Regions from separate parts of the Homo sapiens genome. Here region 1 is linked to region 2. A link is a loop called in an ENCODE intact Hi-C map of the cell type or tissue named here. Cell type or tissue: mammary epithelial cell. All regions are shown on one strand. Each heading gives the region's core, and the rest is flanking DNA. Links, peaks and the distances in the headings are about the cores only.

Region 1 (4,408 bases), core at 126-4,125, 67 kb after region 2:
GTCAGTAGCATTTTTCATATCACTCCAGGTGATTCTAAGGAGTAGCCTGGGGTGTGACCTCCTGCCGCAAAGAAGCCCCACTCCACCAGTGTGGCTGGAGCACACATCTTGCTTGAGTTAAAATATTAGACTAAAAGTAAATCATGCCATCCCTTCCCCACAAACAGATCATATTTAGAGTTCCCCCTCACATTCTCCTACCTGCTTCATTTTAAAATAAAGGTATTGTCACAGCCTGACGCCCCTCACCAAAAAAAAAAAAAACAATGTGAACAGCAGGTGTTGCAGCAAAGAAAAAGTTAAATAATCTCAGGGCTGGCCAAGTGAGAAGAACAGGGAGAAATTTCTCAAGCCTATCTCCCTGAGAATTCAGAGGCTAGGGTTGTTTAAGGGCACTTTGGTGGGCAGGGGATTAGGGAACTGGAACAATTGATTGGCTGGGGATGAAATCACGGGGTGGCCTAAAATTCTTTAAGCAGGTGAGTCAGTTCCCAGGAGTGAGGGGGTTCTCAGGACCAGGTGGTACCTCTTGGTCTACTGAAATGAAAAATCTGAAAAGTATCTCAAAGACCAGGTCTTTAGGTTTCACAATAATGATGTTATCTATAGGAATAGTTGGGGAAGTTACAAATCTTGTGACCCTGGTTACGTGACTCTGGGGCAGTAAGCAACTCACAGGAAAACACATTAAGCGATAGCAGGTCATTGTTTAACTGTGCCTATTCTTTATCAAACTCCAAGCCCCTACCATAATTTTAACCTTGCCTTATGAATGCAGCTTCAATCTCCGGACAAGGAGGGAGGTCAGTTTCCCTTGCTTCGAAATTCAACTGTCCACTAAATCCCTCTCGTAATTATCTTGGCTGCTGTGCTAGAATAAGCAAAACAAAAACAGAAACAAACAAACAAAAAAACAATTTAGCCTGTGAGGTTAGAAGCAAGATGGAGTCAGTCATGTTAGATTTACCTCATTATTTATAACTCTGCAAAGGCAGTTTTAGCATTGAGAAAAGAATGTTTTCCCAAAATAGTTCCCTTTCACAGTTTTGCAGTTTCTGGTTTAGCCCCAATCTTCTCTAGATAAAACTGGATTTGTCCTTAGGAGGACAGAGGAGAGGTTAAAACAGTCAAGGAGCACTGATTCTTGGCCCTGAGTGGAGATTGAGAGAACAAATCAACACTCTCCTTCCTTTCCACTAACCCTAACCTCCTCCATCTCCATGCATCCTCTGTCCCAGGTAAGGGTAAAAGCCTGCTGGTGCTCCTAGAACCATTTCTGTAAGAAAATCCAGGTAATAAATAGGGGCTGCATCCCCAAATCTCACTAAAACAAGAAAGGAAAATAGATGCTAATGTTGGTAAAGTCTTGAGGCTTCTCACTCACTGGGAGTCTTGCTATTTGAGAGTAATGTAATCTCTCTCTTCTCTAAGCACCAAGGTGGTGGTGGTTGTGCTACTGCACCCCAGACCCCAAGTTCTTTGGCACTTATGTAGGTAGAAATTTACACCAGGCCAAGATTTTCTCAGGCAAGGTTTGATAGGCTTGTGCCTCCAGCCCACAAGGGAGCAGCATACAGGAAAGGGATCCCGAGGGAATCAGCTCTTGTCATTTTAAAGAAGTTGAGGTGGGAAAAGGGACGTTTAGGTGGGGTCCAAGCATGTTTAGGTGGTGTATTAGTCTGTTCTCACGCTGCTAATAAAGACATAACCAAGACTGGGTAATTTATAAAGGAAAGTGGTTTAATGGACTCATGGTTCCACATGGCTGGGGAGGCCTCACAATCATGGTGGAAGGTGAAGGAAGAGCAAGGACACATCTTACACGGCAGCAGGCAAGAGAGCTTGTGCAGGGGAACTCCCATTTATAAAACCATCAGATCTCATGAGACTTATTTACTGCCGCAAGAACAGTATGGGGGAAACCACCCCTATGATTCAATTATCTCCACCTGGCCCTGCCATTGGCACATTGGGATTATTACAATTCAAGCTGAGATTTGGGTGGGGACACAGCCAAACCATATCAGGTGCGGTCTTTTCTATGCTTGCATAGTGGGACGTTGTGCTCTAACATGCATTGCATGACCAGAAAATGGCAGATAAGACCCACCTTGGGCAGAGAGTTAAGTATTACAGTGAAAGTATAATGAAGAAAAAGTTGATGAAAGGTTGGCACTGGAGTCCATCTTGTCTTCAGGCAGCTGAATTTGGTCAGGTCCTTATTGGGAATGCCAGAGTCTTGCTTAAGCAACCTCAGAAAGCATCACTCAAAGAGATAAATGGTTTGGTTCTTCCTTTTATGGTTAGGAACTCAGCCTGGTCAGCTAAATTAGGAGAGGTCTCCCTTCCTGCTACATGACTTGGATCGGTTTGTTAAGGGAGGCAAAAAGGCAGAGGAGGAATATGCTGGGACATGTGAGGCCACTGGGACCTGGGTTACCAAGCCACCTGTCTGCCAGGACTGAGTTTCTTCCCCATACCACCTCAGTTGGGGGAGAGAAGGATGTTAGAAGTTCCATTGTTGAGTAATTCTGGATGGACTCGTAATCCTGATTCACTCAGAAAATATGAAGATAATCTGATTCAAATTTCAAACCTGCTCTGCCATTGCTTTGCTGTATGACGAAATCAAAACCTGGAAAAGGGGATTGATATAAGAGACAATGGTGTATAACCAATTCAAAGGTTACACTGAGTATCTGTTAAATTATATAAAATTGTGCTGGATGCAGTGGCACACCCCATGTTCCAGCTACCTGGGAGGATTGCTTGAGCCCAGAAGTTCCTCCTGGGCAACATAGTAAGACACCATCTCTACAAAAAATTTTTTAATAAAAATTATATAAAATTGATTAACCTACTTTTAATACTTTTTCTTCTCTCCAACTAATCTTGAATCAGAGGCTTTCAGTAGTCACAGAGCAAGAAGAATTTCCATATTCAAAATGTTACACTTAAAATGTTGGAAATGTTTAGAATATTAAGTGATTAAACAAGCACTATTTCCTTGTTTAATTACATATAGCGTAAAGTGAATATTACCTTCAGATATTCAAATAAAAGACACAAAACACTGAACATAAGGGCAGTCAAGTTTTGATTACCTATATTCATGGGGAAAAAAAGGTGACCCAAATAATGGAAAATTAGAATATATTTCTGGAAGGAAAGACAAGTGTCAATTCTTCTAAAACTAATATATAAAATCCATTCAAATCAGCGGGAAGATGAGAATTTTTTAATGCCTGAAACAGTTTTCAAGTTCATATGGAAGAATAAATGTAAGAAAATAAAGCCAAAGAAAAATTAAAGAAAAATGGTAAGTGGATAGTATACCTTTCCAGATTTAAAACTTACTGTAAAACTCATTGTATAGTATCTGCATAGGAAGAGACAAATAGATGGCAGAACCAAGAATGGAGAATTCAGAAACAGATTCAAGTAAATATGGAACCTTACTATACAACAAGGATGGTATTGCAATTCATTTTTAAATAAATTGTGCTAGTATAAATGGTTTTTCATCTGAAAAGAAAAGTTATATCTCTACCTCACATTATATTTTTTTAAATTCCAAATGAGGATTACTGTTTTATGTGTAAAGAGTCTCAAAAATATTAGAATAAAAGAGAATCAATGGATAACCTTAGAATATGATCACCCTTCCTAAGCAAGACTCTAGTTCCAGTAAAAGCTACCATCTCATCTCACCTGGATTACAGCAATAAACTCTTAACAGGCCTGCCTGCATCTACTCGTGTTCCCTATAAAAGATTCCCCACACAAGTGATCTTTAGAAAACCCTGTGCAACTGGACACAGCAGGATCTCCTGTGGTTATGTTCTCCTTTCCATCCTTAAAGTTGTATATTTGTGCTTTTTCTCTTTGTTTGTTTTCTTGAACTTTTGGTCTTTATTTAGTTTTTTTAAATTGTATCTTTGTTTTCTATTTTATTTTTATTAATGCTTTCTTTATACTTTTATATCCAAGGGAATATAAATTGTTCTATCATAAAGACACATGCACAAGTATGCTCATTGCAGCACTATTCACAACAGCAAAGACATGGAATCAACCTAAATGCCCATCGATTCTAGACTGGATAAAGAAAATGTGGTACATATACACCATGGAATACTATGCAGCCATAAAAAAAAAAGAATGCGGTCATGTCCTTTGCAGGAACATGGATGGAGCTGGAGGCCATTATCCTTAGCAAACCAACGCAAGAACAGAAAACCAAATAACACATGTTCTCACTTTTAAGTGGGAGCTAAATGATGAGCACACATAGACACATAGAGGGGAACAACATACACTGGGGCCTACTGGAGGGTGGAGGGTGGAAGGAGGGAGAGGATCAAGAAAAATAACTATTGGTTACTGGGCTTAATACCTGAGTAATGAA
Region 2 (4,408 bases), core at 323-4,322:
ACACTTGTAGTTTCTGCTTTTGTGTTTCTGGAATCAGCCGATAGGTTAAAAAGCTCAGGCGAGGCCACTAAATGAGAAGACAGGGCATAACCAGCCCCTAGCCCTTCCAGCTGAGGCCAGGCATGTATGTATGCCATCTTAGTCAGTCCATCCCAAGCTGAGCTCCCAGTTGAATACAGCCAACACCATGTCTAGCAGAAGAACTACCTAGCTGAGCCCAGTGAATCCACAGAATCCATGAGAATTAATAGACTGTTATTGTTTTAATCCACTAAGGTTTGAGGGAGTTTTTATACACAGCAAGAGATAACTGAGACAACTCTGGTTATCAATTCAACCAATCTCACTCAAGGATTTCAACAAATCTGCATCCTAGATAGCCTTTTAATTTTCCTAGTTTTTATGTTTAAGCTGTTCTTTTGTTACTTGACTGTTCTATATTGATCTCAGTCATGCATTCCAGACAGTTTTGATTTCAAATATTATCCCCCATAGTTCCCATAAAAACAATCAAACTTATTAGAGCTTACTTTAGGATCAAAAACTCTGATCACTTTATCTATATTATTCCCTTAATAGAGTTAATACCTAAACTTCCTCTTTGATTCTGAAGATACTTTGGATTTTATTATTGGCCTGATTTTTAAATTTTTACTTTGAAAATTTCTGGGTCTGTATTTGCAGTGATAATTTCCTTTTGAATGTGTTTTTTGCAAGTTTATTCATGCTTTTCAAATGTAAATTCACTGATGTGAGAGCAATATGTATTCAGACAATAGCATTCATCAGATGTCACTGCTGAACTGGAAGGATTCCCCAGGGTTTAGTTCTAATCCTTCTCCCTTCCTTACTCTATAGAATCTCTGTGTGACTTTATCAATGTCAATGACTTCAATTATCATCTTTAAATGATGACTGTCAAATCCAGACTTCCCATTTGGACTTCCCCACTGACAGTCAGATACAACTCCAACTGCCCACCAGGCATCTCCACTTAAATGCTCTACAGACTTCACAAACTTCTCTCCAAAATGAAATTCCTTGTCCTCCAAAACTTGCTCTTCCTCCCTTAATCTTTTGCTCAATCAATAGTAGCAGCATCCATCCAAAAATATGGCATGTGGGTCTCCTCACCCAATTATGAGCCCTAGGTCCCATTCATTTCCATATCCCCAAATCTTAGCACAGGACCTAATACACAGTAATGATCACTTTTTTTTTAAATTAATAACTGAATGAACAATGAGGTTCTGGTTACCTCAATAAGAAATATCAGCTGTTGTCTAACCCAGATGTGCCAATACTTTTAGCACTATCTAGTCTTATTCAAGGCAAGACTTCCACTAACAGAAAGAGGCAGAACTAAATGGGTCACCATAGGCCACATGCTTGAAAAAGTCTTGACCTCAACATGCTTATGAAGTACAGCCTTCCTTATCAGGACTGATGTTAATTTGAACAGGTTGCATGATGAACCTATTCCCTCAGTTCCTGAGCCCCTGCTGCACCCAAGCCCTGTTCTGAGCAAAGCATGTCACCTTCCTGATTTCAGAAATGAGACCTCTTCCTGGTCATTCATGCTACCATAACCCCAAGATAGTCTTGTACTCTACAGCTGCACCATACCAAATAGCTCCACCTTCTGGGATACAAGCTTTTAACATTTTTTCCCCAAATCACAAATTTCCAGCCAGGTCCAAGTAGTTCAATGCCAACTCAGTTGAAATCTGTGATTTCTTTAAGGCACTGTGTTGCAGATGTTAATTCCTCTTTATTCCTGAGTCATATGTGCAGACCCAAGTCCTGGCTGATTCACTGTGCACCACTTCCTCTCTCAGTAGCTCTACAAGTACAACCTGCTTCAAAGCCAAACCAGTCTGAGTCACAGGCATTTTAAGTTTGTCTTTGTAGCCTAAATGTCTCATTCTCTTGGTAGGATCATGACTGACAGCTTGTGAACAACATTTTTTAGTATTTATTTCTACAATAACTGCTTTTGTACTCCCAGATTAATTTGTAGCATCTTCAATAATAAATTATTTGATCTGGCAACTTCTTTATGAAATCAAGCACAGTCCCACATATCCATGACATACCCTCTGGGTTTATAATCCTAGACGCTTAAACATAACTACTTTTTTTCATTCAAATACATTTGCTTTTCTGGAGTTGGGGGTGATTATAATGGTTCATTCAAAATACTTTTTAGTAAAACAGTACTTCCCAATTTTGTAACATCTGAATAAAAAAGCTATTTAATCTCCCTGAAAACATTTTTTGGCATTAAAATTCCTTATATCCATTTACATAACGATGAGGAAAGCTCAATGAAACTACCAATCTATTTAACATCTCATGTTTGATGAAGCACATTAAAACATGTATGTACGGTCAAAAGACAGGTTATTTCACTACCAGACCATGTCATACTACTTCTCTAACAAATTCTTATCACCTTCTTCCTGTCCTTTGCTTTTCCGTACAGTCTATACAACTACATCATTACAAATTGAATAAACTAAGAAGGATGTATAAGATTTAACACATTAGTGAAATGTGAATTATATATAAATCAATGCCAATGTGCTAACAGCAAAGATCTTAACAGCTCTACTTTACTTATAGAGTAAAATAAACATATTAACAATTTACATGAGAATGGTTGAAACTCAAAAACCTGAAAACAAAAATTTGGTTTAGCAATCTTTTTATTAAAGTCTAAAATTAATCTTTGGATCTCCCTATCAAAATCCCAGCTGGCTTTTGTTTTTTCCAGAAGTTGACAAGTTGATTCTAAAATTCATATGGAAATGCAAGAGACTCATAATAGTCAAAACAATCTGAAAAAGAAGAACAAAGTTGGAGGACTCACACTTCCCAATGTCAAAACCTACTTTAAAGTTATAGTAATCAAGATGGTGTCGCACTGGCATACGGATAGACACATAGGCCAATGGAATAGAATTGAGAGTCCAGAAATAAACCCTTACATTTATGGTCAATTGATTTTTGACAAGGGTGCCAAGACAAATCAATGGGGAAAAATAGTCTTTTCAACAAATGGTGCTGAGACAACATGCAAAAGATTGAAGTTGGACTTCTTCCTCACACTATATGGAAAAATTAACTTAATGTGGATCATAGACCTCAATGTAAGGGCTAAAATTATCAAGCACTTAAAAGAAATAGGAGTATATCTTCCTGACCTTGGGTTAGCCAATGATTTCTCAGATATGACACCAAAAGCACAAGTGACAAAAGAAAAAATAGATAATCATGTATCTAACTGGTATCCTTAATGTATAAAGAATTCCTACAATTCAATAATAGAAAGACTAATAACTCAATTTAAAAATGGGCAAAAAAATTGAATAGACATTTCTCTGAAAAGATACACAAATGACCAATAAGCACATGAAAAGTTATTCAACATCATTAGTCATCAGGGAAATTCAAATCAAAAGGATAATAAGATAGTATTTCACACCCAGTAGGATGGCTGTAATCAAAAAGAGAGACAATAACAAGTGTTGGTGAGGATGTGGAGAAGCTGAAACCTTCCTCATACACTGCTGGTGAGAGTATAAAAGGGCACAGCTGCTTTGGGAAACAGTTTGACAATTCTTCAAAATGTTAAATATAGTGTTACAAATGACCTAGAAATCCTACACCTAAGTGTACACTCAAAAGAAATGAAAATACATGTCCATACAAAAATATGTATGTTCACACCAGCACTATTCATAATAGCCAAAAAGTAGAAACAACCTAAATGTCCATCAACTGACAGTTGGTTAAATAAGAAGTGCTATACCCACACAATGAAATATTACTCAGCAATAAAAAGAAATGAAGTATTGATTAGTGAACCTTGAAAACATTATGCTAAGTGCTAGTTGAAAGAATCCAGTCACAAATACCGCATACTAATATGATTCTGTTTCTAGGAAATGTCTACAATAGGCAAATCTACAGGGACAGAGTGTAGATTAGTGATTTCTTAGGGCTAAAGGATGTAATGGGGTGAGGAATGAGGAGTGATTTTTAATGGGTACCAAGTTTCTTTTAGCAGAATGAAAGCATTCTCAAGTTAGATTGTGATTGTGATTCTACACCTATTTTAAATAGGTGAAAATAACAAAAAAAATTAATTATACACTTTAAATAGGTGAATTGTATGGTATGTAAATTATATCTCAATATAGCTGTTAAAAAATAAAAGTAATTTTCTTCCCACTTCTTGTCACAATTCATTATGAAATCTGAACCAGGGAGTTCATTAAAAAGGAAGTTTCATGAACTTCCTTTTTTCCCTCAATAGGTTTTATTTGTAGCTGAACATTCTGTAACTGAAGTGCCTGCTAAATTGATTCTGTTCCTCTTCATGGGGCAAATTTCATCAAATTTT

The links. Hi-C counts contacts between places; a loop is a spot of excess contacts. Peaks named below come from ENCODE experiments on the same cell type or tissue, not always from the same donor. Only the 100,000 strongest peaks of a DNase experiment are listed, where the experiment ranks them.
Region 1: it touches region 2 in a loop (6-fold over the local background); 1 of 110 quality-filtered maps calls a loop at or near these places.

The regions. Positions count from the first base shown.
Region 1 is chrX:16,550,234-16,554,641 of GRCh38, forward strand. No RefSeq gene overlaps it. Among named protein-coding and RNA genes, the nearest start is that of MIR548AM, 75 kb to the right of the region's middle. In mammary epithelial cell, for the core only: no CTCF peak of the experiment used is centred there; a DNase peak (open chromatin) is centred at 2,508; H3K27ac peaks cover 842 bases.
Region 2 is chrX:16,482,700-16,487,107 of GRCh38, forward strand. No RefSeq gene overlaps it. Among named protein-coding and RNA genes, the nearest start is that of MIR548AM, 140 kb to the right of the region's middle. In mammary epithelial cell, for the core only: no CTCF peak of the experiment used is centred there; a DNase peak (open chromatin) is centred at 1,842; H3K27ac peaks cover 327 bases.